2 separate regions of the Mus musculus genome follow, and region 2 is linked to region 1. Evidence: chromatin loops called from intact Hi-C (ENCODE). Cell type or tissue: heart. All regions are shown on one strand. Links, peaks and the distances in the headings refer to the core of each region. The heading gives the core; the rest is flanking DNA. Region 1 holds the start of Tradd (TNFRSF1A-associated via death domain). Region 2 overlaps Ces4a (carboxylesterase 4A).

Region 1 (17,128 bases), core at 8,846-16,845:
CGCACTTCTCTCACACCCCACGCCTCCCTTCACTCCAACATTGTGACTTTTGACAACTCTGGGGTAGAATTTATCTTTCCGGTTTTATGGATGAAGAGGCAGGTTCGGAGGAACCCAGTACAACTGGAATCTGACTTGCCCTAGCCTAAACTATAATGTTCCTTGTCTAGCTGAATGGCAGGCGTAGACACCCACCCTTTGTCTCCAGTACTCACCAAAGAATCTAAGCTACTAGTCTGGCTATTTTAACCCCCTCCCACCACTCTGGACAGCTAGGTTTCCATCCAACCATTCAGTCCTGTGAGAACTATGGTCCTAGCACTTTAGCCTTTGCCAACGCTGGTCCCTGGGCCTGGGATACTTGTCTCTCCCCTCTACTCTGTGGACCCAGCCCTTAACACTCAAATGCTCCCATGTCTACCCCAATTCCTGAGAGTTCAAAGGTTCGGAGCTCCTTCTGTGTGCCTTGGTCCTCACTACTGTGTTTACTGGGATCCACACTACACTGTATTCAGGACCTCTGCTGTCCTCAATGAGGCTTCCAAAGACTGTCTCCCACCACTGGTTACAGAGAAGGGGGTGATGTCAGCTCCTGTTCTGGCCCGACTTCGAGGCAGGATTGGCCTCCTCTTTCCCCCCTCTGTACCCTGAGTTTATGTTAGCTGTGTTTCTCTGAGGTTATCACAGCTCTAAGGTGAATGCTGGCTATGCCCTGTTCAGTGCATCAAAGAACAAGTCTAAATAGTACCCTGAGCCCCAGGTGGAGAAGTAAGACCTGGTAATTTTTTGGGATCCCTAGCTTGCTGGCTGAATGAGATTTGTTATTGTGGGTGGGAAACCAGGAGCGGGAGCTGGTCACGCATGCGCGACTGCAAGGGTACCCTCACCAGCCCTCCACTCAGTCCTAGAGCTTCAGTCCCGCGGAAGGGTGGGGCCCACAGACCTTCGAACTCCGCTGCTGGTGGTGAGGCCTGGGATTCTGCCCAATCTGTCTCCTTTCCCTCCCTGCTGGGTGGAGTCGGGCTTGTGGTCCGGAGCGTTTCGGATAGTCCCACTCCGGAGTTGAGCCTCACCGGGGCAGATGACAGTGCAGAAAGGGCCAAGCGAGCGAGCGAGCGGGGTGGGTACGCGAACAGCAGCTGCAACAGGGGCGGGGCGGCCAGGGCTGCTGGGAATGGCGTGGGGGAAGGGCATGCTTCACTGGCTCTGCGAACTCTGGTGGCGACGCTGGTGGAGGCGTGCTGGCAGGGGTGGTCACATAGTCCGCTACCCTTCCCTGTCCCAAAGCACCCGGATTTGAGTCAGGGGGTGGGTACAGCTCACAGTCTCACTTGTCCAGCCCTCTCTGGACCTTCTAATTGCTAGGTGCTTTTAATTTTCCTTTCCACGACTCCTCCATCTGCCTGTCACAGGTAAGTTTAGAGAAAGGAGCCGACTTGCCCAGAATCAGACACACGTGTATTGAGCTGGATGTGGCACAGAAACTCCTGCTTCCTGGAGGTTACAGTGGCCGGGGCAGGCCAACATCTCGGTGCAAGTAGGAAAGTTAGGCACTGGCTCTCCAAGTACACTGGCTCTTTCTCTTCCATGAAAGTCCGAGCGTATAGATGTTTCTAAGTCCAAACACCTGACCACTTGTAGAAACGCAAAGTCGTCACCCACTCACGACTCTAGGGATCTTTGGTTGATAGTAAAAAAGAGAGACCAGAAACAGAGTAGGGAATGCAGTTTATGTTGCAGGATTCACTGGGGTAGTGGAGAGGGGCTGTCGCATACAGAGGGCTTCGCTCACCTCCTGGGGCGGGGGCCGGGGGGCGGGGGGGGGCGCCAGGAAGCCTAAAGGGGTGTGCTGTTGCGTGCTAGTTCCTTAGCCAGGCTTTTTCAGAGGGATGCAGATCTCAGGGAGAGGAGGGACTGGCTCCAGGATCCAAGTAGGAGGCGTTGCTCTCGGTGACGTTGTACAGGGTTAAAGCCCCAGGCACAGACAGGGCTGCACCCTCCAAATCCGCCTGGACATCTAGCATGAGTGGAGTTCCCAGTGTGTGGTCTTTCCCTAGGACCAGTAGGATGTGCTTAGGCTAAGGGACCCTCTCCCTTTCTTCAGGAGGAGAGCCCCCTTCAGTTAGGGTGTAGCATCACCCATACACACATCGATTTTCAAGGCAGGGTCTTGTTGCATAGCCTAGGCTGTCCTTGAGTCCTTGATTTTCCTATCTCAGACTCCCAAGTGTTGGGATGACAAGCGTGCACTACAATATCTAGCTTAAAACATCATTCTTGACCTTACCCTTCTCACACAATAATAAATAGTGTGGGTGATTCTAGAAGTCACTTCAGGGAAGCCTGAATTTAGGGTCCCCCCCCCAACTCAAGCTGCCAAGCCCACCAAATCATGGTAATTCAGACCGTGATGGCTTCTACCCAGGAGTCCCCACCACCATTACCTACACCAGAAGAATTCAACTCCTTGACCGTCAGCTCTGCTTCATCCGTCTCTGGTGCCAAGGGCTGCATCTGCATGGGAGAATCCCATGAAGCGGCTGAGAAGGAAGCCCAGAAGCTGAGGCAGAGAGCTGAGGGATCCCTGGGGGCAGTCCTTCAGCCGTGAACCCAAGGGTGTGGCCCTTCCCACTCCCTTCTTACCAGAGACAACTCCATGTCCAGATCCATCAAGGTCCATTCTCGTCCATGCAGGCTAGGGCCGAGCACCTGGGAAGAGCTCGGGTGAGTGGTGCCTTCAAAGTCTGCACAAGAGGGCTCAGCCTCATGTGTCTCATGTCCTACCCCAGGCAAAGAGATACTCACATCCACAGGTGCCACGGGCTCCAGAGTTTCAGGGGCAGGCCGAAGCAGCATTGGGGGTAGCAGACTCTCTGGGCTCCGGTTACCCCGATCCAGGCCCAGAGTTCCCCTGTGCATAAAGAACTGCTATTGGTCTATAATACCAACCTACTATTAGCTCCTAAGGAACGTGTATCATCCGATTTAAATTGCTCCAACAACTAGAACATGCTAGGGGATGGTGCTTTCCTTCAGTCCTCTCCCTAATAAGGGAGATTTTGTTTTCCTTTTTAAAAATCTCTCAGAGGAAGGAGAAAGACAATGTCTTGCTGTATAGTCCTGGCTGGCCTCAAACTTACAGCAATGCTCTTGTCTTAACCCACTGAGTGCTAAAGGGGCATCTTTACTACTGTTTGACACAGGGTCTCATGTAGCTTAGGACAGGCACATTTACTAAGCTAAGTGTGATCTTGAATTTCTGAACTCTTGGACCACCACCTCCTCCCTAGAGCCCGCATTATAGCAGGGTGGTATCACCATACCCAGAGTCTAAGCAGTTACCTTGACATTGCCTTTGCTTCCTAGCCTAGACCTGAGATCTTTGGAAATGCCCCCCTTCTTATATAAGCGTGAATACTGTTTATGTGTTTGTTTGTGTTCCAGTCTTGGAGTTTGAATTTAGATCTTGATCATGTTAGGCCCATACTCTGACTAAGTTATGTCCCCAAGCCAGCCACCCTTCCTCTTTGTTTTTAATTAATTTATTGTTATTTTAATCTTATTTTATTTTTTGGCTTTTTGAGAAAGGGTTTCTCTATGTAGCTTTAGCTGTGCTGGAACTCATTCTGTAGACCAGGCTTGCCTCAAACTCTGAGGTCCACCTGTCTCTGCCCCCTGAGTGCTGGGATCAAAGGCACACACCACCACCACCCAGCTTACTTATCTATTTTTATTTTTTTTTATTTTAATTTTTTATTTTTTGTTTTTCAAAACAGGGTTTCTGTGTGTAGCCCTGGCTGTCCTGGAACTCACTTTGTAGACCAGGCTGTCCTCGAACTCAGAAATCTGCCTGCCTCTGCCTCCCGAGTGCTGGGATTAAAGGCATGTGCCACCATGCCCGGCTGATCTATGTTTATTATCACTGTGTGTGTATTATGTGTCTGGGGTGTGGGGGATGTGGAGAGGCCAGAGGATGGTTTCATGAAGTTGCTTCCCTCCACTTTACATGGGCTTTAGGGGTTGAACTCAGGTCAAGAGACTTTTGTGACAAGCACTTTACCTGATGAACCATCCTGCCAGATCTTCTTTTATACTTAGACAGAGTCTTACTAAGTTACCAGCATTAGTCTTGAGCTCACACTGTAGCCCAAGCAGGCCTTGAACTTTCGATACTCCTGCCTCAGTCTCCCAAGTAGTTGGATTGACATCCCGTACCACCAAGACCAGCTATAACTGGTTCTTAAGTGTATATATTATATATCTCACTATCTCACTATCTATCTGTCTGTCTGTCTGTCTGTCTGTCTATTTATCTATCATCTGTCTATCATCTATCTATCTATCTATCTATCTATCTATCTATCTATCTATATTTATTCATCCCAGTGAACTAATTTTAAATGTAAATTCCAGAGTCCTACCTCAGGATGCTTAGTGACTTGACTGGGAGTTTCCATTTTCTAAATGATGTTGATAGTCTTTGGAGAATACCCTGAGAAGTCAGGGTCGTGAGAGTCTGATGCCCAGTATCCTCCCTTAGCTGCCTCAGGACCATAAAGCACTGCCTTTTCTTTGGCCAGTATATATGGATCTATCTATAAACCATCAATTGGCTCTGCTCACCTGTCAGGTACCTCCCTGGGGCCCCTTGGTTCAGGCTGTTGTACACTCCTGGGCCCCTCAGGGCTGTAGCTCCCTTTCCCTTCCAGGATGGCCTGCACCACAGCCACGGGCAGCGGTGGGGGTGCTGTCACGCAGAAGTCACACTCGTTTGGGGCCAGGGCCAGCCCGGCCTCGCCATCCCCCCCTGGACTGGCCGGCTCTTCTTTGAGCAGTGCCAGGCCCTTCACCCTGCACCAGAGAAAAGCTTCAACCAGACCCCGACACTGACTGTCCCCCACCTCCACAGGCTTGTGGGCTGCAGGCCCTTTCCCATAGCACCCCCAGAAGGCAGCCCCCCAGTCCTCCGTACCTCCTGCAACCACCGGAGGGAGAAAGCCTGTGTCCTTCAGGAGATGGAGAATCTTCTGGGATGTCAGAGATGATGGGCCCTCTGGCCCTGTGAGGGCTGAGGCCCAACGTGGTCTCTGGGAGGGGCTGCAAGGAGAAGGCTAGGCCCAGCTCTTGACCCCTAACTATAGGAAGAGCCCAACCAGCATCCACCATCCACCGGGACTGGGTCTAAGGATCAAGGTTTGAAAATGATCTGTGCTGGGGGGCCTAGGTCTGGGTGGTCGAGTGTTGGCTTCCATCTTTGGGGGTGGGGGTGGGGATAGGGAGAAGAAACAGCTTCCTCACAATTCTATCTGCGCCCCAGGAAGAGGAGGTAGATGGGAAACAGCACCTACCGACTGGATAAAGTAGGGGTCCTGGAGGAGAGCACCAGACACAGGGCAGGCATTGAATTTGGCAGATGCTGAACAGGCGCTCCCCTCATCTAGCATTAGGGACCTGTGCAGGGTCGGCAGGTTAGGCCTCCATGCCCCTCAGCCTGCACCTCCCTCCCTCTCCCTCTCCCTCTCTCTCCCTCCCTCAGGCCCCAGCAGCCAAGTCAGCAGAGCTGAGGCCCCGTTGCCAGGGCATCAGTCACATGCTGGAGTGGAAGGGGCTCCCTGAGAGATGGGGGGCCCTTTTGGGGGTTGTGAGGGAAGGGAGGGAGCTTAGTGTGAGACCCAAACCAGGGATGCCTACTTGGGGCCTAGGAATTTGAGAAAAAGATCCTGGAGGGAAGGGTGGGGGGGAGATAGTGGCCTAATGGATGGTTGAGTTCAGGGATAGGAAGGGAGCAGGGAGTCCTGGTTAGAGGATTGAAGATTCCTGGAGGGTCTTTGGATGTGGGTCCCTGTCAGGGAAGGGAGTTCTGGCGGTGGGGATGCAGGTGTCAACACCACAGACTTTCTTACTCACAGTTTTCTCTTGGCTCCTGTACTGCTGGGCCCTGTCTGAAGTGGCCCAAACAGGCACTGGATTAGCTGAAAAGAAAGGGCTAATTTATACTTCAGCCCAGGCCTTTCACCCTAGAAAGGCAATTCCTGGTCTAATGGGAAGGGGTGGAGGTGTGGGGTAGCCATGAGTGGGGAGGATAAGAAGTTGGGGCAGAGGAACACCTTGCCGATGACCCGGTGCTGCTGACTGTGGCTCTGCCGCAAAGTTACCACCTCTCGCCACAAGATCTCGTTCTGCCTGGGGAAAGCGGGAGGAGGATGCTGAAGCATCTGAGTTCGCCCAGGTACAATTCCCCCCCACCGCCTCCCCCTCAGAATGGAGAGGTCCAGACTCTGTTGCCAGCAGAGGGGATACTCATCTTATAAGACTAAAGTTTCAGAGTTGGACCCATTGTCTTCATGGAGGCTCCAACCAAAGAGCGGAAGGAGCTGCCCAGAACCCCTAGGTGGCCAGTGAGCCTCTCACCCCTAACTCCACCCTTCCTTCCCTGTCCCGCACTGCCTGAGTTCCTGCAGCCGTGCCTCCGTGCTCTCCTGCACTCCTCTCAAAGCTTGCACCTCTCCCAGCAGTCGGCTCAGGTCTTCCGGACGCCATCGACTGTCATCGCCTCGCAGCGCAGGTACCTGCAGGCAGGAGGCACCATCCGGGACACATAAGGCAGAGCCAGAAGTACCAACATTGGTGCCTTCCCATTTTTTCTGCAGTTTGTCCCACCTTGCGGCGCACGCGCTCCAGTAGCTGCTCGCGGCCTCGCACGAAGCTCGGATGCTGAAACTCAACGTGGTCACGCTCTGGTCTGAGCAGGCCACCTTGCTCGATGCTCACCACCTTCCGAAAACCATCTAAGGAACAGTGTGCGGAAGGGCGGGGCGGGGCGGGGTGTGAGCGTGAATCGCTCCATCCTCTGCACTTAGTGACCCCCCAAACCCACTCCCCGCTTGGCAAAGGGACTCACACATGTTGAGTTGGCGAACAAAGCTCGCCATGTTGCTGTGCTTGAAGTACTGGGGCAGCACTTCCTTGGCGAAGCGGCTCTGATCACTTACGAGGAAGCTGGTGCCACTCTACCGAGAACGAACCACAAACACCCGCAAGCGGGTGGGGACCAGACAACGTGAGTGGGTGCCATTCACGGCTGGGCCATACTCACTGTGGGGGTCCAGATTTGTACCTCATTGGGAGGTAGGACTTGGCCAGGTCTGTACCATGTAGAGCCTATCCTACCATAACCGCAAAAGAATTCCTACCCTAACTAGACCTACACGCAGTTCTCAGAAAGAATTAGCACACACCCACCCCGGGTCCATCTCAGACTGGTCCCAGACTCACTACGTGACTCTGAGCCGGAGATCGAGCCAGCTCTTCTCTTTTCTTGGCCTGTTTTCTCATCAGTCGATGAAGTAAAGTGAGAATTACCCTGGTCTCTGTGGGCTCTAGGACCCTTACTTCTCCCCATCTTTGCTTCACACACCCCTTCCACCGTGATCCACTCTGGACAGCTGAATTGAGGTACTCACAGCCCAGGCCCAGGCGGGGGCTGGGTGGACAGGGGTGTTCACGACATTGGAGGGATCCCGGGGACCACTGAAGGAGTTGAGGGGCCCCAGCCCTCACCGGGCTCCAGCGGATGAGGTGGTCGGTGCCTGGGTCGCCTACCAGCGCCCATAGCTTGCCGAGGAAGGCAGGTACCGGGCTGGGGCCTGGCTCCGTGGGCAGCGCAGCTGGCGCTTCCTGCATGGCGCAGTCTCGGCCGGCCGGGCTCAGCGTTCCAGCCCGGCCGCTGCGGGCTTGTCAAAGCCGCGAAAGTGCTGCGTTTGCCGCCCGCCCCGCCCTACTCCGCCCCTGGGCGCCGGGTCAGGCGGGGGCCGCGTGCGAACCCAAGAGGCGGGGCTCGGACAGCGGCCCAGCCACCGGCGGAGAGGAAGGGCTGGCTGAAACGTAGGTGTGTGGGTGGGTGAGCCCACGTTCGAGTCTCGAGTGCCTCTCTTTCTCTGTTGTTTTGGGAGAAAACATCTGGTGGGCTCGGAAAGTCCTAGTTCATCTGTGGACACATTGAAGCCTAGGTAAGGGCGGGCAGATAGGGCGGTGGGTGAAGTTGGACTTGCCCGGTCTGCGAGGACGCTAGGAAACTGGTCATTCCCGAGGTATAGGGTGCCCGGATCCCGATCCCCCACAGTCACAGTACAAAGGCCCTTGAGGTCTCCTTGAATGTCGGGCCTGACTGCCCTTCCAGCCTTTGTGTATTTCCTGCCCCCCACCCCCACAGCTGACTCGAGATCACAGGACGCAGGAATATTAAAGGATTTATTTACTTTACACTCACCCTTGACTCTTGGCTCCTACTTGTGCCTGCCCTCCCCCCAGCTCTGGACCTGAGCTAGAGCTAGTGCGAGTGTACAGAGGGGACGGAGGGCCCAGAATAGACAGAGACACAGAGGTTGAGAGGGCTCGCTGAATTTATGGTGCCTGAGATTGGTCTGGATGCTTTCATAGACCCCCAGTTCCCCAAAAGCGCCTTAGTCAACGGAGCCCCTAAAGAGACTAGCAACTGGGGCGTGCCTGCGCAACTTGCTTAGGCCTTCCCGAGGCTTGGGGTTCGCGCGGCCCTGGGGGGGCTAGATTGCCCAATCACCGCACCAGTGTGGGCCGCCAGGGATGCGGCTCACGCTTTAGCTTGAGCGTATAGCTGCGCAGGCGCGGACAGTGCGCTCGGAAGGCGTCCAGTACCGAGGGTCTCACCACGCAGAAGCAGTGTATTTCTCTCAAGCCCGCGCAGCGCGCCGCCAGCTCCTCCAGCGCGGTGTGCAACTCCGGGGATGCGGACGCGCGCACCTCGAGGGCGCGCAAAGTTTCAGCGTAGTGGCGCGTTGCGAAGCGCACGGGTCCTACAGTGTCACCGGAGAGGTTGAGACGCAGCACAGCCACTGGTACTGCTGGTTGCAGGATGCGCGTCACGGCCTCATCTGGAAGCACAGGCTCCAGCTCCAGCTCCACCTCCAGCCCAGGATGGCGGCAACTCAGCGTCGCCCAGGCTTCATCAGGCAGAGGGGAAGCACGAGCATCTTCGGGGCACGCGCACCTCAGTGCCAGAAGTGCAAAAGGGGAGCGATGCGGAGCGGCTAGCAATTCCAGCGCGGCGCGCGACATACTAGCAAGGTGCAGTCCAAGGGCGCGCAAGTGAGGACAGGCCTCCAGTAGTTTGAGCACAGAAGTGGGCTGCACGCTGTTCACCAGTGCATGGTTGTCCAGGAAAAGACTGCGGAGCTCGGGACAGCCAGCAGCAGCCTTAAGCACCAGAGTGTCGTCCAGCGTGTAGGGCAAGTGGCGCAGGTCGAGGTGGCGAAGTTGGTGAGCAGCTCCGCAGACTGCGTGCACAGCTCCCAGGATGTCCTGGCCCGCATCAAAAAGCGGTTTCTCTCCGCGGCACTCCAAGCGCAGGCCTCGGAGCCTTGGGGCTCGGCTGGCCAGAGCGGTCAGCAGCTCGGTGGCCGTTCCGCGGCTGGGCTTCTTTGATGGCTCATATTCCAGCCTTAGGTTGTGAATGTGGTCCAGGCAGGAGGACAGATATGGTGGCAACAAGTCTTCCAGCTCACAGTCACAACTTATGTTAGAGCGACATAGAAAGAAATTAGCGGTGTCACCATGAACTAGGAAAGAAACTTTTTTTTTAAATTAATGTTTTGATTTGTGTGTGTGTGTGTGTGTGTGTGTGTGTGTGTGTGTGTGTGTGTATTCTTGCTTTACCTGCATGTATGTCCGTGCACCACAGGCGTGCCTGGTGTCTGAGGAGGCCAGAAGGGGGTGTTGGAATCCCTAGAGCTGAAATTACAGCCATAGCTTCGAGCTGCTGTGTGCGAGGCAGGAATCGAACTCAGGTCTTCTAGAAGAGCCGCTAGTGCTCTTAACTGAAGAGTCATTTCTATGTGCCTTTCACTTTGCCTCTTGCCTATGACAGGAATTTCCATCCTATTTCTTTAGAAGACTTCAGAGGTTTCTGCCTGAGGTTGAACCCTCTCCCAGCAGCCCCCCCACCCCCACCCCGCCACTCCAGGAGTGTGTGTGTGTGTGTGTGTGGGGGGGTATTTAAGGAACTTGGCATGCTCAGTAGTCGGTGGAGATGGAGCAGGGCCTCCAGACCCAAGTGATTAAGTCTATAAGCCTCCATTTCCTGTCTGTGCAAAGGAGGCACTACTCCAGACCCACTACCCCTCATCTTCCTGTGAGCATTAAATGAGTTAACTTATGTAAGGCACTTAGGATACTAGTTGGGGACTTGGGACAGAGTGAGTGGTAGACTCCTTGCCTAGCAAATGTCAGACACTGGGTTCAATCCTCTGTTTCGGAAAAAAAAAATAATAAAAAGACAATGCCAATTGGTATATAACAGGCAGCCAATGAGCCTGTCTTCACAGATGAAGATGAGTGGGCCACAGGAAGCAACTCACCTGATGCTTTTATCAGACCACACGGTGCTGTTGGCGGCAGCCGCCGCCCAGGCCCTGCAGACTCTGGTGGCTACAGCAAGGTCCCTGAGAGGCAGGTCACGGAAGATGAGCGCCAACACTTCCTCTGGCAGATTGTCGACCAGCTCCCCCATGGTGCGGCTGGAGGGGAGGGGCCTGCTGCTCCCAGCTGCTGTGACTAAAGTGAAAGAGGGAGTCCCCTGGGTCAGAGGGGCGGATGGATGCTTGTGCACAGTAATACTGGGAGCCCAGGAAGCGCTATGTGGTTTGTAGAGAAGGCAGAGATCCCAGGCTGTGAGATGGCTTAGCAGATAAAGGCATTTGCCCCAAACACGGACGACCTGAGTTCTGTCCCGGGGTCAGAACTCTTTCAGAAGAACTGACTTCTGAAAGTTGTCCTCTGATCTCCAAGAATGCATGTGTACCCTGATTGGAGCACTTCCACACACATACCTGAATAAACAAACAAACAAACAAAAAGTTTAGAAAACATACAACAAAAGAATGGGACTGGAGGGATGGCTCAGCAGCTACAAACAAACAATCAAACAACAAAACCTTGGCTGTACTTGCAGAGGACCCAGGTTTGGTTCCCAGCACCCCACATGTGGCTCACAACTGCCCTTAATTTCAGGTTCAGGAGACTTGATGCCCTCTTCTAGCCTCTGTGGGCACCAGAGACACACATAGTGTACAGTGTACGCAAACACTCATACACATAAAAAAAAGTGTAAATCTAAAAATTGTTTTTAAGACAAGGCACTGGAGAGAGAGCTCAGCTGTTAAGAGCGCTTGTTGCCCTCAAAGAAGGTAGGACTTTGGTTCCCAGCACCTCCATAGCCAGTAAAAACTGTCTATAGCTATAGGTCTAGGAGATCTAAAAACTTTGTAGCCTCTGTGGCACTGCACGCTCATGTTACACAGACGCATGTGTAAAACCATACACATTAAATAAATTAAGCTAATTTAAAAAAGAAAATGCAGGGCTGGAGAGATGGCTCAGCGGTTAAGAGCACTGACTGCTCTTTCAGAGGTCCTGAGTTCAATTCCCAGCAACCACATGGTGGCTCACAACCATCTGTAATGGGATCTGATGCCCTCTTCTGGTGTGTCTGAAGACAGCTACAGTATATTCACATACATTAAATACATAAATTTTTTTTTAAACAGAAGTCTCTGCTCAGAATAGTAAATCTCCCTAAAGGCTTAAAGGTATAGTTCCAGTGGTTGTGCCTACACACACACACATACATACACACACGCACACACACACACACACACACTTTCCTATCTACCCTCTCTTTTTTTTCTCTTTTCTCATCTCTGCTGTGTGGCCCTGGCTGGTATTGAACTTGAGAATACTCCTGCCTCAGTGGTTTGGTTTTTCTTTCTTTTTTAAAAAATAGGGTCTCACTGTCTAGCCTTGGCTGGCCTGGAACTCCCTATGTAGACCAGGCTGGCCTTGAACTCACAGAGATCCTCCTGCCTCTGCCTGGGAAAGCTATGACTAAAGGTGTGTGTCACCAAGCCTGGCCCTCACTGGCTCTTCAAACTACTTTCTCGTGTGTTGAACAAATGAGAAATAGGTTTCAAGTTGAGGAATCCTGTCCACTAGAAACTGACTGTTGGGGCTAATCAGGCACCAGTCTTAGAGAATATTTTTTGTTTGTTTCTTTTTGTCTGAAATCACAGGCCAATCAGGAAGTGATGGGCGTCCCAGAAGGGGAGTCACCTTTACACTGCCTCCACCCCCTAGTAACGGACTGACTTCCTGCATGCTTTCTGTGACAGACCTGTGGTAAAAAGCTTGTGGCTCTGTCTGGGGCCGGACCGCTCTGGCACCCTTGAGGAGCTGTTGTTCAAGTTAGGACCCTGACCCTCGCGGAGCCTTGGTTCCTGCTAGCTAATAAAGACTCGGGTGGAACCCTGCAGACACACCCCAGAGCTTGGCTTTTACGAGAGGGGTGGGATCGGAATCTGCGTTTTCTCTGAAGCTGCCAGTTTTGCTTCAAAGTGCTGTAAGGTTTTTGTAAAGGTTCACACTTGCCGTTTCATTTCCCCATGTCTTCCAGGTGTATGGTCTCTCGTGGAATTTACCTCAAGTATACACTAGAGTTCCCGGATACTCCAAGCTAGGCTTGTCCTGGAACCACAGCACCCCATTTTCTGTGTTAAAGACTAGCAGAGATTAGATCATCAAACCAGATTTCCTAGGGGGCGCCAGAAAAAATTCTCATCTCCAGGAGATGCCCTCTGATTGAACCCCAGGAACTAACTTAAATTTGGCGGCTCTCACTCTGAAGCCCTTTCGGCTTCAAAACCCCCAAACTGCTATGTCCAGTGGGCAGTTCGTCCTGCCATCTAAACTTGGGTGTCCGTTATCTTACCTGCTCAGCGGACTAGGTGGGCTTTACCCGGAGACAGGGGACTGGCCACGGAGGACAGCTAGGGCAGGAAGGAGAGGCCCTGGGCGGAGAAGGCGGGACGCGCGGGCGGACCCGGCGACTCTGCTAGGGCACCGCCCCTGCGTCTCCGCGCACACCCGGAAGCCGCGCGCAGCAGAGCCAGGCGAGTGTGCGGCGGCCAGGTTAGTGCGGAGGGTGGGTGGGCTCCCTCGGTGCAGCCCCAGCAAAGCGAGAGATCTGGCTTCCCGAGGGCGAGCACCGCGCGGTGGTGACACGCGATTGCTGGCCAGTTAGTGGCAGCGGCCGGTCGGACTGTTTTGGTGGGAGGTACGAGGGACTTCGGACCTCCACCTTCTCTGGTTTTTTGTCCCAACTAAGGGTTTCTGGTGGGTGTCAGGGCCCTGCGGAGGAGGGGATATGGCTGCAGGGCTGGCCGGGAACGGTTCTGAGAACCCTCTTCCTGTCTGAGCCCAGTCGTGCGCGAACCCCCAGTTTGAAGGTGGGGTAGTGGGCAGACTGGGAACCTTCCTAGGCCAGGTCGCTTACTGCGCACCCGAGCAGGGGGCGTGTTCTGATGGTCTGGGAATCTCAAACTTTCTTTGAGTTGGGAGCCAAGCCCTTCCACCTAGCCAGAAGTGGGGCTACCTGGGGACTGTTATTTGTTAATGAGACCGGACATCTGGGTAGAGTCATTTGTTCTGGAACCCAGCGTAGAAGCCTCCTGGTGGAAGGAGGCCTGAGAAGGATTCTTTTTTCATTTTGGTTTTCCGAGACGGGGTTTCTCTGTGTACCCCTGGCTGTCCTGGAACGCACTCTGTAGTGCCAGGCTGGCCTCGAACTCACAGAGATCTGCCTGTCTCTGCTTCCTGAGTGCTGGGATTAAAGGGGTGCACCACCACCACTCGGTTTGGAAACGAATTTTTTTTTTTAAAAGACACACACACACACACACACACACACACACACACACACACACACACACACACGAGATTCAGATGCACCAGAAGAGGGCATCGGTTCCCATTACAAATGGTCGTGAGCCATCATGTGGATGCTGAGAATTCAGGACCTCTGAAGAGCAGTCAGTGCTCTTATCTGCTGAGGGAAGGATTCCTAAGGGGACAGTGAGAAACCAGTTCCCTCCATCTTGTCTGTTCTATTAACCTCACTTCTCCAACTCCGCGAACTCCAAGGCGGCTATTTCCCCTATTTGCCCAGTACTAGTGAATTTACATATCGATTACTCTGCCATCTCCAGCTCTACCGCACTTGTGCTGACAGGCCTGGTGGATAGTACCCCGACACACACCAGTACAGTTCCAAATCTTCTCCTACCCCTTGGGATGGGATCACATCCATGGGATAGAAGGGTAGGAAAGTGAACTAGATGTTTCATGAATCACGAGCTACTTCTTAGACGTCCTTGCTTGTTTTATACCTCGGTAGCTGAAGAGTTACATCGTGATGTTTTTGCCTTACTTTTTACTAAAGACATTTATGGGCTGGGGTGGGGCTCAGTGGCTGAGAACTACCGTACACCTGGCTCAGGGTTCAATCCCAAGTACGGAAGTCACTGGAGCCCTGCCCTGTAGAACTTCCTGGTGTTCTTGCTCTTGGTTCCTGAGGGCTGAGGTTACAGATAGGATGCCATCACCTCAAGTTCTCTCCTTTTCTTTTTTGGCTTTTTGAGCCAGGATCTTACTCTGTAGACCAGGCTGCCCCCTCAAACTCAGAGATTTGACTGCCTCTGCCTCCCGAATACTGGGATTAAAGGAATATTTCATTTACAATCCACCTCCTCTGCTTTTTTTTTTTTTCCTTTTTGAGACAGGGTTTGTCTGTGTAGCCCTGGCTGTCCTGGAACTCACTCTGTAGACCAGGCTAGCCTCAAACTCAGAAACCCACCTTCCTCTGCCTCCCAAGTGCTGGGATTAAAGAAGGTGTGTGCCACCACCGCCCAGCGACTCTTTCTTTCTTTCTTTCTTTCTTTCTTTCTTTCTTTCTTTCTTTCTTTCCTTCCTTCCTTCCTTCCTTCCTTCCTTCCTTTCTCTCTCTCTCTCTCTCTCTCTCTCTCTCTCTCTCTCTCTCTCTCTCTTTCTTTCTTTCATTCTTGTTATTTGAGACAGGGTTTCTCTGTGTAGCTTTGGCTGTCCTGGAACTCACTCTGTAGACCAGGCTGGCCTCGAACTTAGAAATCCACCTGCCTCTGCCTCCCGAATAAGAAACATGTCTCTTATATATAAAGTAGGAGATATTGCTTAATACAAAGAAAATTAAAACCATCCCAACCTGCCCAGAGATAGACAATAATTTTCAGACTGTTTTAGTAAATATATGTATATTAGTATTAAATTTTCTGATGGAAGAGGAGTTTCAAAAATCTATGTTCCTTAGCTGGGCAGTGTTGATGCACGCCTTTAATCCCAGCACTTGGGAGAAAGAGGCAGTGGATCTCTTGAGTCTGAGGATAGCCTGGTCTACAGAATGAGATCCAGGGCAGCCAGGGGTACCTTGTCTCAGAAAACAAACACCCCAACAAACCAACCAACCAAAAACATACAAAAACCCCGTGTCCCCATGCTTAGACCTAGATAGGGCCATGGACAGTTCATCATTTCCCTCCACCAGGTCTATGCTATGCCCTGCCCAGGTGCTTTCTTCTTAACCTTGACTCTCTATTAGAGGTTTGGAAGCAAGATTTTAACAGGAGATGGATGGAAGTGATCCTGGCGTTGAGGGGCCCTCATGTCTCATGTGGAAAGTTAGGGAATTTGTTTAGGAATAGCCAAAGAGAACACGGGCCCAATCACAAAGCAGGATGACTTAGCGCGCATAACTGAGCAGTCAAGGATGGTCCGAGATAGCTGGATCCGTGAGTGCATGTCCTGTCCTCAGGCGGGCGTGGCAGCACTTGCAGATAGACCGCTGTGAGTCAGAGGCCAGCTTCCTGTAAAGGGAATCCAGACCAGTCAGGGCCTAGTACACAGAGAAACCCTGTCTTGACACCCCCTCCCCCACAAAAACCCAACAGTGTGTGTGTCCTGAGATGGAACCCACAGTGGAACAGTTCAGAGCACTGTCAGCTCTTCCAGAGGAAGCTGGTCAGATTCCCAGCACCCATGCTGCGGCTCACAACCATCTGGAACTCCAGTCCCAGGAAAGCTGATGCCCTCTTCTGGCCTTCCTGGGTACCAGACACGTATGTGGTACATAGGAAACCATGCAGGCAAACCAAAAAAAAAAAAAAAAAAATGAGTGTCCTGCCAGGTGTGGTGGCTCATGCTTTTAATCCCAGTACTTGGGAACCAGAGCATGCAGGTCTCTGAGAGTTGGAGGCCAACCTGGTTTACATAGTAAGTTCCAGGCCAGGCCAGACATGTCCACCGTAGACACGGACCCTGTCTCAGAAAAACAAAACAGAACAAAACAAAACAAAAAAAGTGTGTCCTCATCTCTTGGCTTTATTTCCTTCCATGTAGACTTCCTCCTTCCCTCAGATAGGTTCTTCCTAAGCAGGAGCCAGAGAACTCAGGGGAAAATTAGTGCCTCTTCCTTCACGGTCCCCCAGCAATGCAGAGTTGAGTGTCATTAGTCCAGTTTGAGCCAATATCAAGTTTTGACTGGCTCCTGAAGAGTGGCAAGTGGGATATGTAGACTGGCCAGCCTTGCTTTCACATTCAAACTTGGATCTAGGCAGGGACAATTAAGTGGAGCCGTGTATAGGAGGAGCAGTAGGACCTGCAATGGCTTTGGGAACTTAGGCTGAAGGCAAAGCTAAGACGTGAGTCTGGTTGGTTCTGGAGCAGGAGCACCATCCAGAAGGAAGATGTCTTTTGTCAGCTTTAGTAAGAGAAACATACTGGCTGAGGGCCCACTGTCCTGCTGTGACTGTGACCTTAGACTTTTTGTTAAAGGCAATGGAGGGGCAATCCTGAATTCATGTCTGGGTTGGGCAGGACTAGGAGCAGAGTCCAAAGCTGGGGACTCAGGGGAAGGACTGCTGGACTACGTGAGACTGGAGAGTTGTTTCCAAGTCTGGAGATGATCTCTTTGCATCTCTAGGAGGCAAGATGGCAGCCGGTCAGAATGGCCACGAGGAGTGGGTGGGCAGTGCATACCTGTTTTTGGAGTCTGCGGTAGACAAGGTGATCCTGTCTGAAGCCTACACGGATCCCAAGAAGAAGGTGGCAATATACAAGGCTCTGCAGACTGCACTGTCAGGTGTGTGGCTGGGCAGGTGTAGTGACTCTGGGACTTTGTGGGAGGGGCTGGGATTGAGGGCCCACTTCTTTGCCTTGTGGATTTAGGCTCAGA
Region 2 (8,000 bases), core at 1-8,000, 130 kb after region 1:
CGAGTGTTAAGGTACATGGATAATATCTGTCCCCAGGATTCCTGAAGGCACCTGTGGGCACGCAATGAATTTGGATTGGTAATGAAGAAGATGATTTCAATCCCGGGATCAGCAGTGATGGGCGAGAACCTAAGACAAAGGCAAGCCTGGCAGGCTCCGTGCACGTGCGCATGCCTACTGGGGGCTTTCTGCTGATGCTTTCTTTTTCTTTTTCCTTTTTTTTTTTTTAAAGATTTATTTATTTATTTGTTTTATGTATATGACTACATTGCAGCTGTACAGATGGCTGTGAGCCTTCATGTGGTTACTGGGAATTGAATTTTTAGAACCCCTGCTCGCTCAGGCTGTCCCCATTCGCTTAGTCCTTGCTTGCTCTGGCTCAAAGATTTATTTATTATTAAATAAATACATTAAAGTCAGTACATTGTAGCTGACTTCAGATACACCAGAAGAGGGTGTTGTCTCATCATGGGTGGTTGTGAGCCATGTTGTTGCTGGGATTTGAACTCAGGACCTTTGGAAGAGCAGTCAGTGTTCTTACCCACTGAGCCATCTCTCCAGCCCTCTTTTTCCTTTTCGTCTTCCTTCTTTTCTTGTTTTCTCTTTTCTTCCCTTCCTTCCTTCCTTCCTTCCTTCCTTCCTTCCTTTTTATTTATTTTTTAACCAGTGGTCAGGTCCAGGACCCCAAGGCAGGCAGGGCTCCCCAGGGTCTATCTTTCCTTCTACCACGGTCTCATTGTTGACCCCTTAGCCTGGGTAGTCTTTGTTGGAGACTCTTGATGAAGTAAAGGCCAAAACTTGAAGCCCTGGGTACCTCTCTGTCTTCATGCCCCACCCTTCCAGACTGTTATCTCCTAAGCAGACTAAGGAGATTCTATTTTCCCACTCCAAAAATAGAGCCGTTGTCCTGCCAAGACTAACAAATCTATGGTCTGGACACACACAGCCTCAAGCTCTTCTCAGTCCCCCAACGTGCTCACCTTACTCTGGAGGACACTGATAAAAGCGATTAAAAACAAAGCAAAACGCAACCCAGAGGAGACTACTGCACCGCCCTTCTTAAAACCCTCTCTGTGGGACACAGTGGCTGACACCGTAATCAAGGGTATTCTGGGCTGTGTAGTGGATTCCAGAATAGTCTGAACTACAGCGAAGACCTGCTCCCCACTGCCCTCAGAGAAAAGAACCCAGACACCCTCAGTATGACTTAGCTCTTCCTTCCCACCCGGTCTTACCAGCCACCTTTGTTTCTGATAGGCATGGCTGCTTTCCTGTGATTTCCAAACCCTTGTGCCTCTGTGCCTTCTGCCAAATGCTTTCATCCTTGCCCAGCATGCACACTTCCATGTCTGTTTCAGGCCAGCTCCAATGGTACCCCCTCTTATGGGCACTCTCCTCTGTGTCCTACAAACCTTTCTCTACTCTTGACTACAATGCTGGTTGAATTATTATTTCAATTATCTGTTTTTTCTCCTGCACGATTCAACCACTCCTGGCAAGCAGGATGGCAGTGTGTTCTAGCACTCAGTAAGGGTGATATGTGGATTTTAAGGTGTTTGAAGAGTGTGGGCTATATGACCACCTCCTCTCCACTCCCCATTGCTCGCCTAGCCTCTGGAATGAATATTCTTACCAGTCTGGGGCTGGCCTTCCTTGATTGAGTGCAGGAATACGTGTCTGTCTGTTATCCCTGTTAGTTCTCTTGTGTCCTTCCCTCTTTCCTGTGTTCTTCCCACAACACTTCAACCTACCTCGTCCCAACCTAGTGTCTCCCACTCACCTATGTCAGCAGCACTCCTAGTTCTCTTCCAAGGAGCTTGTGTGTGCAGGTGCATGTGTGTAGATCAGCGCAAACATGCAGAGGTCAGAAAAAAAAGTCCTCGGCATCATTCTTCATGGGGGCCTGTCCATCTTGTTTTTTGTTTTTGTTTTTTTAAGGCAGGGTCTCTCAACTACTTGGATATTGCTGAGTAGATGAGGCTGACTGGCTGGTGAGCCCCAGGGACCCTCTTGCGTCTGTCTCTCCAAATTCTTGCCATGGCTCTTGGTTTTTTATGTGCATTCTGGGCCTTGAACTTAGGATCTCATACTTGTAACCCAAGTGCTGCACTTACTAAGCCCATCTCCCCAGCTCCCAGGATAAACTTCAATCAATTGTCCTCCTTCTACCTTACCTGGCCTCTTCAAAGGTCACCAGCAAGCAGCATATCTATCTATCTATCTATCTATCTATCTATCTATCTATCTATCTATCATCTATCTATCTTCCTCCCTCCCTCCTTCCCTCCCTCCATTTCTAGACAGGGTCTTCTATAATCTAGGATTGGCCTTGAACTCTTAACTCTTCTGCCTCTACCTCTCAAGTGCTAGTATAACAGGCATGTGCCATTGTGCCTGGCTCCATAGCTCTGTCTTTGATCTCCAAGATACAAACATCCCTTGTTCTGACAGTTTGTAGTGAGTTTCAATGACTGACACCCAAAAGTGTATACAATGGGCACCTGGGCACCCTCACTTCCAAACCCCAATCTTCAAGTTCCAAACAATGGTAACTCCATGTTCTGATGACGGGGATTCCAAACAATAGCTAGAGGAGGATCAGAATGCCTGGGGCTTGAGTTTATGTGTATAACATGTATTATATTCATAGTATAATATATATATTATATATATATAATATATAATATATATTATTTTATGTATATGTGTAATATAATACACAACATAAAATATATAACACACAACATACAACACATAACATATAGCACACAACATATACTATATACTATATACTATATACTATATACTATATACTATATACTATATACTATATACTATATACTATATACTATATACTATATACTATATACTATATACTATATACTATACACTATACACTATACACTATACACTATACACTATACACTATATACTATATACTATATACTATATACTATATACTATATACTATACACTATATACTATATACTATATATTCAAGCCCCAGTATATATTGCTTGAAATTGAGCCTGTACCTCACCCATGGTTGGCATAAAGCAAAACCACCCTTGTTCTCTAGTTGATCATGTCCTAAAAGTGGAACTCTTCCTAAAAATAGGCATTGAAGTGGAAGTTATAGGACTTTTTTCTTTTTAAAATACCACCTGACACTCAGATTCTAAACCCTGTGCTTTAACCCACTGATACTGAACATTGCTAATGATTGCCACACAATGTTCTGGACAGCTGATTATTCAGTAGCCTGAATAAACAGTAAATATATTTGTTTTGGCTGAACTGCCAAGCCTACGGAAAGGGCAATCCTTGTTCAAGTCTTGCTATGTGAAGGCTGGAGGCAGTAGCAAGACAATGGAATGTCAAAGCTGAAATAGCCCTTGAAGTGCTCACCTTGGAGCGCCCTCTGCAGGGAGTGTCTGGTAGTACCATGTGGGTTTGTTACGAAGCTGGAGCCCGTCCCTCATCCATCATCCATAGATGTGGGTTGTGGATGAGAACTGGTGGTGGGGTACATTTGGGAAATTCAGCTTCCCAGAAGGTCCTGTGGCATAGCCAGTTACCACATCTCGCTTGTCTAGATTTCCCTCACTTGAACTTGAACACTACGATCATTCCATTAATCGTAGATTAAACGCCATTTGGTCTAATCTCAGCGCAGAGGTTTGGAAACCGAAGCCAAGAATAGGTTCCAGGTTTGCTATAGTCACAGGGTGTTTCTAGTGAGATACTCTAGGCACTGGTCCGCTCTACCTTTCAGGCTTGCTCAGCTACCAGCCCACAGTCCTCTGGCACTTACGAAGGTGGGTAGGTGGTGGCATCTCTGATGCCGTTCCAGGGTAGCGGGGGCTCTGGAGGAGCAAACCTGCGGGTGCCCACCGGAGGTTTAGAGAAGGGGATCCCCAGGAAGACTTGGATGGGTGTGTCTCCCACATGCACTTGCTTTCCTTGGAGGATCCCGTGTTTGGTGATCAGGAGAGGTTCCTTGGTGTGCAAAGCACCTGGGAAGAGAAGAGGGACTGTCACTCTGTCTTCTTATGCTTCTCAACCATGGATGGGATTCTGGTACATCTGCCATGGAATCCATTCTCTCCTCCGTTCTCCTCTCTTTCTGCTCTTCCCCCGTCTCTCTCCAGAGTCTCACTACATAACTCAGGCTGGTTCTGAACTCATCATTCTTCTAACCCAGTCTCCCAAATGCTGGAATTGCAAAAGAGTGCCACCAGACTCGGGTAGCTGCTGCTGCTTGCTTTATATTGGTACATATACACATACACATACAATGCACATGCACCCACCTCCACTCACATATGCACATTCAATACACATAAAATAAACATATACATACATCATATACATATACAAATACACACATATATCAACAAATTTATTATTATTATTATTATTATTATTATTATTATCATCTGAGACAGGGTTTCTCTGTATAGCCCTGGCTGTCCTGGAACTCACTTTGTAGACCAGGCTGGCCTCGAACTCAGAAATCCGCCTGCCTCTGCCTCCCAAGTGCTGGGATTAAAGGTGTGCGCCACCACGCCCGGATCAATTATTATTTTTTAACTATTACAAAATCCTATGTTTATGAGTGTTTTGCATGTATGTACATCAGTGTACCATATGCAGAATAGGGTGTTGGGTCCTCTAGAGCTGGAACTACAGACAACCGTAGGCTGCCATGTTGGTGCTGGGAATAGAATCTGGCTTTTTTTTTGCAAGAGCAGCCAGTGCTCTTAGCTGCTGAGCCAGCTCTCTGGCCCTCAGTCAACTACGTTTTAATGTGTGTGTGTGTGTGTGTGTGTGTGTGTGTGTGTGTGTGTGTGTGAGTTGTGTGTAAGTGCATGTGTGTGCGCAGGTGCACATGTGTGCTTGTGCATATAGAGACTCGAGGTTGACATCAGGTGTCTTAGTTGATTGTTTTCTCCCTTATGTACTGAGACAGGATCTGTTGTCCAGCCCAGAGCTTGCCATCATTTTGTTTAGTCTGCTTAGACATCTTGGTCCAGAGATTCCCTGTTTCTGCCTCCCATGAGGTGGGGTTGCAGGCAGGCAGGCAGGTTTTTTTTTTTAACATTGTTTCTGGAGGTCTGAAATATTGGTCCTTATGCAGCAAGTGCACTTATTTTACACACACACACACACACACACACACACACACTGCAAGCATACTCAAACTTTAGACAGCTTTTGGAATAGATACGAGATAGGCTAATTGAAATGCACCCTTTGGGTCTTCTAGGGTCTTCTCCTGCCCCACTTGGACTGCCAAGTGTCGCTGAGGCCTCACACTCATTGTCCCTTTCTAAGTGCCCTTGTCGGTTTCTCCCTCTCCCTGCTTATCAAAACAGAATCGCTCTTTGTTCCTGTTCCTTGGAACTCATTCAGTAAATGGACAGAATGCAAATATGACCCAAGTTATTACTCATCCTAGCCATGGTTCAGAATCATTTAGGAATTGATGTCAAATATAAATCCCCAAGCCAGACAAGGCAGCACACACACACCTGACATCATAGCTCTTGGGAGGCCGAGGCAGGAAGATCATGAGTTCAAGATCATCCTTGGCTACATGAGTTCAAGGCCATTTAGACTTCAAGGGGTCATGTCTTAAAAACATCCATCTAAACCGAATTCCTAGGCCCTCTGCCTCACAAGGGTCAGGATTAAAGGGATGTACCACCATGCTTGGACTCTTGCTTTTATTTTTGATTCTGAGACAAAGTCTTGCTATTTATTGTAGCCCAAACGGAACTCCAACTCATAATCCTTGCTGGGGATCGATGGCCAGCTGGCCTTGCCAAAAGATGGCAAGCTTTAGGTTCAGCGAGAGACCTTGTCTTAAAGGAAGAAGGCAGAAAATGATAGAACAGGACATCTAACACTGTCCGCTGGCTTCTGCTTGCATGGGCATACCTGTATTCATGTGCTCACCACACACACACATGCATGCACTCATGAAACAACCCTTGTGATCCTCCTGCCTCAGGCTCATAAGTGCTGGGCTTATAGGTGTGTACCATCTCCTACAAATTCTTCTACAGACAGAAATAAGCTCAAAGGCTCACGTCACATATAGAATGTCTCGTGACTGGTGTAAATCATGGAGTCAGTCGATTCCCTGATCTCCAGGGAGCCAGTCACAACCATGTGAAAGAGTTCTAAACCGTTGCTGAGGAGTGGCATGGCGAGTCCAGTGTCGGCTCTGTTACCCAGAGGGAGCTCAGAAGCACGTATGAAAACAATATTCTATTATTTCTTTCTTTTTTTTTTTTAATTTATTTATTCATTACATGTAAGTACACTGCTGTAGCTGTCTTCAGACACACCAGAAGAGGGCGTCAGATCTCGTTACGGATGGTTGTGAGCCACCATGTGGTTGCTGGGATTTGAACTCTGGACCTTCGGAAGAGCAGTCGGGTGCTCTTACCCACTGAGCCATCTCACCAGCCCCGAAAACAATATTCTAAACCAGCTGTGGTGGCACACCTGTAATCCAGCACTTGGCATGCAGAGGAATGGGTATCACTAGTTCAAGGCTGGGAGTTCAAGGCTGGAGAGATGGTTCAGTGGATAGAAACATTTTCTGTGTGAGTGTGAGGACCTGGGTTTTATTCCTTAGAGCCCACATAGAAGCTGAATGCATGGCGTAAGTGTCTAATCACTCTGCTCTTACAGGGAGACGGGTAGTGGAAAGAGGAGAGTCATTGCAATCTCTCGGGCCAGCTAGACTGGCATACCCAGCCGGGGATGGGAAACAACAAAGAGACCCTGTGTCAAACAAGAGGTATGGTGAGAATGAAAGATTGTTCTCTGAGCCTGCATTTACATACACTAGTATGCTCCCCCCTCATTTTCTCTCTCTTACTCTGTCTGTCTGTCTATCTGTCTGTCTCTGTCTCTGTCTCTGTCTCTGTCTCTGTCTCTGTCTCTCTCTCACACACACACAGACACAAACACAAACACACAAACTTTACACTAGGCTAGAGAGTAAGACCTTGTTTGGGGAAAAAATAAAAATAAAATACTCACAGCCATACAAAATAAAAATCAATATTACTGGGGCTGGAGAGATGGCTCAGTGAACAAGAACACTCATCATTCTTGCAGAGGGACCTGAGTTCTGTTCCCAGCATCTATTCAACGTGGCTGATAATCACCTTTAAGCATAACTCCAAGAGATGAGGTGCCTCTGGCCTCTGTGGAAACACCCATACTCTTGAACACACACACATACACACACACACACACACACACACACACACACACACACACACACACATACACACACACACAATTAAATTTTTTAACTAAAAATTCTTTTTATTATAAAGATTTTATTTATTATTATATCTAAGTACATTGTAGCAGTCATCAGACACACCAAAAGAGGGCATCAGATCTCATTACAGATGGTTGTGAGCCACTGTGTAGTTGCGGAGATTTGAACTCAGGACCTTCAGAAGGACAGTCAGTGCTCTTTTTTTTTTTTTTTTTTTTAGATTTATTTATTTATTTTATGTATGTGAGTACACTGTAGCTGTCTTCAGACACACTCGAAGAGGACATCAGATCCCATTACAGATGGTTGTGAGCCACCATGTGGTTGCTGGGAATTGAACTCAGGACCTCTGGAAGAACAGTTGGTGCTCTTCCCCACTGAGCCATCTCTCCAGCCCCCAGTCAGTGCTCTTAACCACTGAGCCATCTCTTCAGCCCCCTAAAAATTCTTTTTAAATCACCAATACTAGTATCCATACCTTACTAGGATCCATAAAGTACTATCAAGGCCTAGAATTACAGATGGCACCTGAAAAGTTAATGAATGACAGCACCCAGTTCTGGAGATGACACAGTGAAAAGGACATTCACAAATAGCATGGGTGGAGGACAAATTAACACAATGCCTTGGAAAAACAACTTGGCAAAGCATATAGGGAGTTATAAAATATTCACGTGCTTTGATTTAGTGA

What was found. Hi-C counts contacts between places; a loop is a spot of excess contacts. Peaks named below come from ENCODE experiments on the same cell type or tissue, not always from the same donor. Only the 100,000 strongest peaks of a DNase experiment are listed, where the experiment ranks them.
Region 2: it touches region 1 in a loop (2.9-fold over the local background); 4 of 42 quality-filtered maps call a loop at or near these places.

Annotation. Positions count from the first base shown.
Region 1 is chr8:105,260,429-105,277,556 of GRCm38, reverse strand. Tradd (TNFRSF1A-associated via death domain) reads left to right here and starts at 12,963. Exons shown (of 5, transcript NM_001033161.2): 1 at 12,963-12,996; 2 at 16,877-17,035. The coding sequence starts at 16,885. Fbxl8 (F-box and leucine-rich repeat protein 8) reads right to left here and starts at 12,909. Exons shown (of 3, transcript NM_015821.2): 1 at 12,797-12,909; 2 at 10,392-10,862; 3 at 8,231-9,547. The coding sequence starts at 10,543. The coding sequence ends at 8,575. Hsf4 (heat shock transcription factor 4) reads right to left here and starts at 7,756. Exons shown (of 13, transcript NM_001256042.1): 1 at 7,561-7,756; 2 at 6,902-7,010; 3 at 6,661-6,788; 4 at 6,445-6,569; 5 at 6,108-6,183; 6 at 5,908-5,972; 7 at 5,349-5,451; 8 at 4,973-5,097; 9 at 4,624-4,851; 10 at 2,806-2,911; 11 at 2,644-2,709; 12 at 2,445-2,514; 13 at 1,712-2,053. The coding sequence starts at 7,683. The coding sequence ends at 1,899. Nol3 (nucleolar protein 3 (apoptosis repressor with CARD domain)) reads right to left here and starts at 1,110. Exons shown (of 4, transcript NM_030152.4): 1 at 944-1,110. In heart, for the core only: no CTCF peak of the experiment used is centred there; DNase peaks (open chromatin) are centred at 12,226, 12,906 and 13,321; H3K4me3 peaks cover 2,516 bases; H3K27ac peaks cover 1,672 bases; H3K27me3 peaks cover 5,509 bases.
Region 2 is chr8:105,133,988-105,141,987 of GRCm38, reverse strand. Ces4a (carboxylesterase 4A) reads right to left here. Exons shown (of 14, transcript NM_146213.2): 2 at 3,815-4,016; 3 at 1-51. Among named protein-coding and RNA genes, the nearest start is that of Ces4a, 6.2 kb to the right of the region's middle. In heart, for the core only: a CTCF peak has its summit at 3,424 (motif pointing left); a DNase peak (open chromatin) is centred at 3,427; H3K27me3 peaks cover 123 bases.